Linked DNA regions of Homo sapiens: region 2 is linked to region 1. Evidence: chromatin contacts called from ENCODE Hi-C data. All regions are on one chromosome and are shown on one strand. Each heading gives the region's core, a stretch centred on a gene start or an enhancer-like site at or near the end of the contact. The rest is flanking DNA. Distances are from core to core; before and after follow the strand shown.

Region 1 (4,532 bases), core at 1,285-3,784:
AAGGGCCCATTCTCCTGCCCAGGGAAATTCAGATGCCATCCAGGGTATGCTCCGAAAGGGACCATGAAGAAGCAGGGGAGCTCTGGGAGCAGGTGCCCAGGCCTCTCTCCCTGAAGCCCCTGCACAAGAGTAGCACAGGCCAGTTCAGAGCATCAACCTCAGCTGGGCATGGTGGCTCACGCCTGTAATCCCAGCCTTTGGGAGGCCAATGTGGGAGGATCGCTTGAGGCCAGGAATTAGGAACCAGCTTGGGTAACACAGCAAGACCTTGTCTCTACAAAAAATTTTAAAAATTTGCCAAGTGTGGTGGTGCACGCGTGTGGTCCCAATTTCCCAGGAGGCTGAGGCAGGAGGATCACTTGAGCAGTGATGGCACACCACTGCTCTCCAGCCTGGACAACAGCGTGAGACTGTCTCAACAAAACAAAACAAATAAGCAAAAGCATCACTCTCCCTCCAGAGCCTGGCCCTTCTCTGCCCTGCTATTTGCCAACATGCACATGCACACGCAGTCACCCCATGTATGCTTCCCAAGGCCCTCCCATGCTGACACCATGGCTCCAAGCAGGCCAGGAGCCATATCCACCTGCAATAAAGTCTTCCTTTGCACACCCGTCTTGTGAGCCTGCTACTCAGCAGCCCTTTAACACCCAAACATTTAGGGACCCCATGCCATCTTGCACTTACTGAAATACTGCTTGTTACCATTCTTACGTCGCTTCATTTGAGTGGGTTTCAGTTCCCAAAATTAAATTACAAGCTGCTTGAAGGCAAGGATTGTGCTTTTTATCTCTTTTGAATCCCCTCACAATGTCCAGGGCAGAGCCCAGCACAGAGTAGGTATTCAGGAAATGGCGGTGGTTGGTGATGGTAATGGCTGGAAGTCAGAGGGCAGCTGAATCTTCATATGTGGGTCTATCTTCAGTCACTACTGAGAGAGTCCCAAGGGGCATATGATGTCACTCCCCTTCCATGACAACTCCAACCAAAGCCCACAGCCCTTCCAGGAGGACACTTGGTTTCCAGGTGCAAAAATCCACATCCAGCACCTCACCACACGCTTTTTTTGTTTTTGTTTTTGTTTTTTGTTTATTTGTTTTTGTGACAGGGTCTCACTCTGTCACCTAGGCTGGAGTGCAGTGAAACAATCTCGGTTCACCGTAGCCTCCACATCCTGGGTTCAAGCGATCCTCCCACCTCAGCCCCGCAAGTAGCTAGGACTACAGGCGTGCACCACCACGCCCGGGTAATTTTTGTATTTTTCGTAGAGACAGGGTTTCGCCATGTTGCCCAGGCTGGTCTTGAACTCCTGAGCTCAAGCAATCCGCTCACCTCAGCCTCCCAAAGTGCTAGGATTACAGGCGTGAGCCACGGCGCCCGGCCCCCTCCCTTTCTCCCTCAGGACCTTGTGGGGAATGTCTCTCCTTGGGGAACCACCCTTTGATATTTCTGGTATAACAAAGCAAGTCTCTGAATGGCCACCAGGAGACTTCTGTGTTAAGGCGCTCGAGGTTTCCTCATTTGTCTTTAGTGGGAATGAACAGAATTGGCAACAAGCAGCCATGAAGACTAGACAAGAGGAAAGGGAGCGTTTGGTGGGGTGGAAGGCACCAGGTGGGTCCCTATCTTCCAGTGCTCCCGTCCAGATGAGGGGCTGTCATGGGGAACCCTCATAGCTACCCGTAGCGGCAGCACCAACACCCGAATCCAAAACACTGGGTCCAACTGCACCTGGCCTTGGCTGAACAAGACTAGGATGCAGGCAAAACTAGACTTTCTCCTTTTTCTCACCCAATGTGCCGGACCCCCGCGTGGAGCCTGGGCGGCAGTGGGCTTTGGACCCATTCCGGTCCCTCTCTGGAGAGGTTTCCTCACCTGTAACACGAAGGGCTCCGACTGGTGATCCCAAAGCCCCCTCTAGTTCGAAAACTGACTAGTACGGAAGAGTCCAGACGACCTCTGGCTCCCTGCCTCACGGCCTCTATGTCCTGGACGCGACGTGGGACCCCTTTGTGGGACCAATGAACATTAGCTCCGAAGACCGTAAGCCGCGGTCAGGTTGAAAGGACTCCCGCGACGTCGAGCCCTCCTTCGCCTGGGTTTCAGAGATGAGCGACCCAGCTGGGAACCCCCAGATAAAGCGGTTTTTGGACCCCAGCCACTTTCAGCAGTCCGGGCGCACACCCTTTTCCCGTCTCCCCACTCCCACCGGCGAGCAGCCCCTGCTCACCGTTCACCAGGCAGCGACGCTCCCGGGACGCGACTGCCGCAACCGAAACCACCTGCACTCCCCACGCGGGGCTGCCTGGCTGTGTACATAGTCGCCATGGCAACGGGTCGCTTCCGGGGATTCCGGAAGTGTCGGGGTGGCGGAAATGAAGTCCGAGGTCCTACGTCGAGGATACGGGTGAGGTCATGGCCGAATCGGGAAGACGAGAGATGGGGCCGATTGATCTAGAAAGACTTCGGCGGATGCACATGCGAAGTCAAGGTCGAGATAGCGAGGGAACGAAGGCCGCACATGAACCAGGAAGCGGAGTGGCGGGGCTTCCGGCGCCGAGGAGATTCAACTACGGCGGCCGCGGAGGCCCGTCCGATTGCTGCTCCGCGCTCCGAGCGGCTGTCGGCGTGCGCTATCGCCCCGCCCTGGTTAGTGTCTAGCCGGCCGGCGAGGCCTGCGCAGTTGCAGCGGCCGGGGAAGATGGTGGAGGACGGCGCGGAGGAGCTGGAGGATCTGGTGCACTTCTCCGTGTCTGAGTTGCCTAGTCGCGGCTACGGCGTCATGGAGGAGATCCGGCGGCAGGGCAAGCTGTGCGACGTGACCCTCAAGGTACCGCGGACTGGGCGGCAGCGGGCTGAGGGAAAAGGGGTCGAGCGGGGAGTAAAAAGGGGCGGGGGACAGAGAAAGAGAGGTCTAGCAGGGAGAGGGGTGGGGAGAAGAGGTGTGAGGGGGGCCGAGTAGTGGGGAGAGAGGTGCCGAGCAAAAGGGGATCGGGGCCGAGTGGGGAGAGGAAGAGGACAACCTTTCAGCCCTTGAAAGGAAAGGTTGAGAGGTGCGCCGCTTAGGCCCTTGGAGTGGGAGACACGGGTGACAGCCTCCTTTTTCTGTCATGCAGACAAGAGAAAATGGACTTACCTTCTATGGAGGCAGGGGCGGTGGCCGGCTCCACATGCTGATGGGCACCACTGAAGAACCTTCTCTTGTCACTACAGATATTTCTTTGTGCCTGTCGAACTTGGCTGTGCTGTTCTAGAAGAGAAGGCTTCTCCTTAGGAATCATTGCCCTTAATTGTTGAATTACTACTTTGTCTCTTAAGAGCTTTTAAAATCTTCTCTGGAAAATTTTTGAGGTGGGAAGCCACCCTGCCCCATACTGGAAGGCACCACTCACCACCACAAAGGTCCCCGGGGCTGGGCCTGCTGGCCGCGTGGGGAGAGGGATGCTGACTGATATTAAGAGGGAAAGATATCTTAACCACCTGTTCCCCACCAGCATTCTGGTCGCTAGAGCCAGCCTCCCTCCTGTGCCTGGGTCTTTTCATGAGGAAGAGGCATGCTGTGCTGCTGCCTGGCCAAGCCACCGAACCATGTGGAGACGTCCGGTTGGGGAGATGATCAGTGGGGCTCCCTGTTGGGCTTTAGCTGGAAAGCTCTCAGCATCTGTGCGTGATCCCTGTTTAAAAAACAAACAGGGCAGGCATGGTGGCTCACACCTGTAATCCCAGCACTTTGAGAGGCGAGAGGATCACTTGAGTGGGGGAATTGGAGACCAGCCTGGGCTATGTAGGGAGACCCTGTCTCTACAAATAATAAAAAATTGTCTGGGCATGGTAGCCTGTGCCCGTAGTCCCAGCTACTCAGGAGGGTGAGGTGGGAGGATCGCTTGAGCCTAGGAGGTCAAGCCTGCAGTGAGTTGTAATCACACCACTGCACTCCAGCCTGGGCAACACAGCAAGATCCTATTTCTCCTATTTCTCTCTGTCTCTCTCACACACACACACACACACAAATAAATAAATAAAAGAAAAAATAAAACTATGCAGAGATTCTTTTGCTCTTCTTTTCTTTTTTCTTTTTTTTTTTTTTTTTGAGACGGAGTCTCGTTCTGTTGCCCAGGCTGGAGTGCAGTGGCGCTATCTTGGCTCACTGAAACTCTCTCTCCTGGGTTCAAGCGATTCTCCTGCCTCAGCCTCCCCAGCAGCTGGGACTACAGGCGCGCACCACTACCCCTGGCTAATTTTTTCTATTTTTAGTAGAGACAGGGTTTCACCATGTTGCTCAGGCTGGTCTCGAACTCCTGAGCTTCAGCAGTCTGCCTGTCTCGGCCTCCCAAAGTGCTAGAATTACACGCGTGAGTCACCGCGCCCAGCCTGCTCTTCTTATTTTCTACATGGTTAAGGAAACTTTTCTTCTGCAACATAGTTGAGTCAGACCTCTGGAGATGGTAGAGTAGGATGGTTGAGTATGGCTTTGAAAGCAGAAGGATTTGGATTAAAATCCTAGTTGTAACCTTGAGCAAGTTACTTAATCT
Region 2 (4,532 bases), core at 1,309-3,808, 1.1 Mb after region 1:
CAGAATTGAGTACACCCCTCCCCCAAGAGCCTCTGGGGCACCCCAGAGCGGGAGGGATAAAGGCCTACCCCTCCAGTCCACACCTCTCCCACCCGATCCATGCCAGTGCTCCCCCACACATGCCCTTCGTTCCTGCCAGCCTGAACTGCAGGCTGCTTGGCTCCTCCAACCGCTGCACAGGCTCTTGCCGCTGCCTGGAATGCCCACTCCCTCGCTATCCCATTAACTCCTACACCAACCATCCTCTCCCTGGGGAGCCTCCCCTGTCCTCCCAGGCTCCTGAGGAGGCCGCTGCATGCGGTGGACAGAATGGACACACCTAGCCACCACCCTGACAGGCACGGCCGCTCTGCCTCAGGCTTTCCGAGCCTCAGATTTCCTAGTTGTACAATGGGAGGCAGGATTGCTCTGACCAGTAAACATGAAACAGTGTGTGCCTGGCATTAGTGATGCCAACCAGGGTCACCTTTCTCCCTGTTCCACCCTCCTACTCTGGACTTGAAGCTCCTTGAAGGCAGGGAGTATGGCTTCTGATTCAGAGGCCCCAGCAACTTACACAGACTTCAGCACAGACCAGATGCTCCCTGTATGGTGAACGAACCCCCATTTCACACCCAAGAAAACCCAACAAGTAGGGGAGATAGGGGGCCCACAATCCCTCCAAGCCACTTGGTCTCTCAAAGGGAACACATTGGCCCCACTTTTATTAATGACCAGGCCAGGGCAGACTGAAAAGGCTGATCTAGAACCAGACCTCACATCCCCAACTTACACAGCCAGGATCTCCTGCCCATTCCCAATATCTGAGGCCCTGCTCAGACTCACAGCCAAAGCCTAACTCTGCCTGTGCCCAGTGCTCCCCCACACATGCCCTGGAGTCTCTTCTGGGGCCACCCTACTCTGAACCTTTTCAGGGGGCGCAAGACTGCCCAACTTCTGTCTGTAGAGCAAGCACCTCCCGGACCCCCGTGGAGCTGTCCTCGACAACAAAAGGGGCTCACAAACCCCGCCATTCCGCACCTGCAGAGGGGCCATAGGACAGCCCACATTTGCCTTGCCTGCCAGTTAGTGGGAAACCGGCCTTCCCGTTTCACCCTCCTGCTCAGCTCCCAGGGTTCACTACAGAGGTGAGTTATTCATTGACAGTGCAGTGGTGCCCGCTGCCCGCCCTGTTTTCTGTGTGTTGAGGAGGGGTGGGGAGATCCACCATTTACCAGGCACCTGCGATGACCCAAGGCGCTCATCGATCACCCACTTAATATGTCTGTGTGTGGAGAGGAGGGTCCCCCCCACCCGCCCGGGGGTCAGGAGGCTCGAGGTCCGCCTTTGTCAGTCCCACCGGGAGCAGCCAGAAAGGGCTGTTACTACTGAGGGGAAGCCCCGACCTCCCCACTCGGCTCGTCCTTGACCCTCCCCAACCCCCAGACCCCGAGGCGAGGACCCCATCACTGGCCCTGGGAGGGCGGGGAAGGGGCCGGCCGGTCCCCGGCGGCGACGGCGAGGAGGGGGCGCGGAGGAGCAGCTCCACCTCCTCAGTCTCCCAATCGCGTTCCAGGCGGAGTCGCCAGAGTTTCCCTTCGCGCGGAGAAGTGTGGTCCCAACTCTCAAAACCAAAGCCGCCCACCACTCACCCAGGCCGCCCCTGCCCGGCGGGATCGGGGCCCCGGCCCGTTCCACCTCGGGAGCCCCGTTCCTCGCCGCCCTGGCCCCGAGCCCCGCACTCACCACCCGGCCGGGCCCCGCGGGATGTGCGCGCCGAGGCGGGCGTCGGCCGCTCCGGGCTCGGGCTCCGCGCGCAGCGGCCTCTCCCCGGGTCTGGCGGAGCCGCAGCTGTTACCCGGAGACCGAGGGGCGGAAAACTGCGCCCGCTGCCCGCCCCTCCCGCGCGGCGCTGCCACCGCCGGGAACAAAGGAGACAAAGCCGCGTCGGCCGGGCTCGTCTCCGCTCCTTCCCCCTCGCCTGCCGGGCTGCCCTCCCCCCGCCCGCCGCCCGGGCCAGGCCGGAAGCAGCCCGGAGAGCCGGGCGCGCGGCCCCGAACCGCCCGGGACCCCGCATTCCAGCCCCGCGGGCTCCGCATCGGCCGAGGGCTGGGGACCCGACCCCTCCCGCACGGGGGAGGGCGGGGGCGGGCTGCACCGCGGCGGTCGCCATGGCAACGCGGGTCGCCCGGAGGGGTGAGGAGTGAACCCCGGGAGCCAGAGCCGCCCCGCCCCGTCGGCCTCACCTGCTCGCCTCCTTGGAACCGGAACTGGGAACTTTCCTGGTTGCCAGGAGCCGAGGCGGGGGGTCGCGCTCCGCACCCGCAGGTGCTGGTGGAACAGCGTCCCGGCCTCTTCCCGCCCGTCCAGAGCCGGGTAGCACCCGAGTCCCTCACCAGCCCGACCCGTTCTTCTGCCAGCGCCCGGCCTCGCCCCGCGCCCGGAGCTCCCTTTCCCTTCCTTACCCGGCTCCGGTGGTCATCCTCCCCAACTTTCTTTACCTGAACTCCAAGGCGCCTTGTTTCTCCCCTGCGCACCTGGCCCTGCCCACCGCCCCTGCTCACCGCCCCTGCTCCCACTACTCCCCAACAGCCAATCCCTCCTTCCGGCCCCCACCTCTGGCTGTTTGAGAAGAGCATGGGCTTTGGACCTGGGCTTGCGCCATCAACTAAACCATGTAACCTGACACCAACCCCCCCCAGCCTATTTGCTCACCAGTAAGTGGGGGTGATCCCACCTCTAGCGGGGCTGTGAAGGCAGGGAACCTGGGCTGCAGAGGCGCACAAGCAAGGGCTCACTTCCTTCCTTTCTTCCCAGCCCAGGACCCAGACCTGGACCCACCCCAAGCTGAGAAGCGTTGGGCAAGTCTGGGCTCCCTCACTGGCAAACACCTGGGCCTTCTGCGGGAGGAAACGCTGGCAGAAAGGTTCTCTCCTGGGGACCATTTGTACCCTGTGCAGGGCCCTTCACACCCTGGCATGCCCACGGCTAACTCAGGACCAGAACCTGGCCCATCCTATTAGGACTTTTGGAGGACTTTGGCTCAAAGCCATTGGCACAGCTTCCTGGGAGGCAAAAACGTCACAGGCATCATCTGAAAGCCTCCAAGGCCTCCACAGGCTAGGGGAGCCTCAATCAGGAGGTTCAGGTCATCCACACTGGCTACTGCCCTAGAGCTAGAGACACCCTCTTCCCACCTCCCACCAGCTATCAAGGGTCTCCTGTCAGGTCACCCCTTTTCCTCCACTCCCACTTCCAGCACCTGAGTCCAGGTGCTTAGCACCTTGTCTGCACCAGCATAGCAATCCCTCCCTGGATCCCTCACCCTTAGCCTCTGACCTCAGACTGCCAACCTGGCACCCCGGGCCTGTGACATCATTCTGCACAACTCCCCCACACCCATCACCACCCCAGCCAGGACAGTCTGCCCCAGTCCCTCACCCACTTTGGCTTTCCTGCCTATGTAGCTTGTAGCAGCCCCCTCCACATGCACAGAATCCCTCCCTCCCCAAATCCATTCATCCAAGCACACACTTCAGGACCTATCTCACCCCAGAGGAAACTGGGACTTCCAAACCCCACAACCCCTTTCATCTGTACACAGATACGCTACCTCCTGCCCTACAAGGAATGTGAACACTCTAAGCACAGGGGTCTTTCCATCCCATGCCATTCTGGGGAGCCATTACTCGCCAAGGATAGATTGACTGAGGGACCAGGTGCTGAGAACCTGGGGTGGGGGGCATTTGGGCCATGCTCACTGCCCAAGACTGAACACAGGCTCCAAGAAGAAAGTATGCCTTATGGGAAACACTCCTGACTCCACAGGCTCTGAGAGCTCTGCACAGGCACCAGTGAACGAGTCCCCACCTGCGGCCCCCCTGCATATAGCTACCCTGCGCTCTCAAAGGGGAGTGGGTTCTCTGGAATGTGCCTGACTTCCAATACTCCAACACCAGGACTGAATACCAGCCCAAAGCTCCTGTTTACTCAGGGCACACAAGGCCACCCATGGCCATTTAGTCAAGGTCAAGGGTCACTGTTCCCCTCTGAAAAGAGATCATACATATGCCCCACTGCACCTCCCACCTGTGGGAGACCCCCCCCTCCCTATCACTGCCTCTCCATGCACACTCCCGGTGTCCTGAGCTCTGCCTATGCCTGTGGAAGATATCCCCGGGCTGTGTGGGGGTGTGCACCCAGCCCCCGTGGCACACCACTGCTGCCCAAAGCAATCTCTGTACCAGGGATCCAGACTGGCCACCAATCCCTATACTTATGTCCCCAGCAACATTTATCAACCATTCTCCCAATCTCCCTTCCCTGCTCTCCTCTGATCACTCCTCCAGTACTAGAACCAGGAAGTTCTCCCCCACATGGTAGAGAAAGTGATCCAGGAGATGGGAAGCAACCATGGTCACGAAATGAGTAGGCAGCAGGCTAGGTTCCACTCACTGGAACTCCCAGGCCATCTGACACCGGACAGTCAGGTAACTGGAGGAAATCCAAAATGAAAATCTAGGCCTCAGGAGTGCATCCATAACAGTTCAGAA

Evidence for each region. A loop is a pair of places that touch in the nucleus more often than their neighbours do. Pooled maps may share reads with other maps.
Region 2: a pooled map shows a loop between it and region 1 (1.8-fold over the local background). The contact joins the promoter of PLXNB1 here to the promoter of KIF9 in region 1. A Hi-C loop is called at or near these places in 1 of 50 pooled maps.

Annotation. Positions count from the first base shown.
Region 1 is chr3:47,280,265-47,284,796 of GRCh38, forward strand. KIF9 (kinesin family member 9) reads right to left here and starts at 2,535. Exons shown (of 21, transcript NM_182902.4): 1 at 2,231-2,535. KLHL18 (kelch like family member 18) reads left to right here and starts at 2,680. Exons shown (of 10, transcript NM_025010.5): 1 at 2,680-2,830. The coding sequence starts at 2,702. RefSeq lists enhancers at 1,859-3,058, 2,274-2,663.
Region 2 is chr3:48,427,528-48,432,059 of GRCh38, forward strand. It overlaps PLXNB1 (plexin B1), which reads right to left and starts at 2,559. Exons shown (of 38, transcript NM_001130082.3): 1 at 2,481-2,559. RefSeq lists silencers at 1,513-1,592, 1,673-2,272 and an enhancer at 2,513-3,506.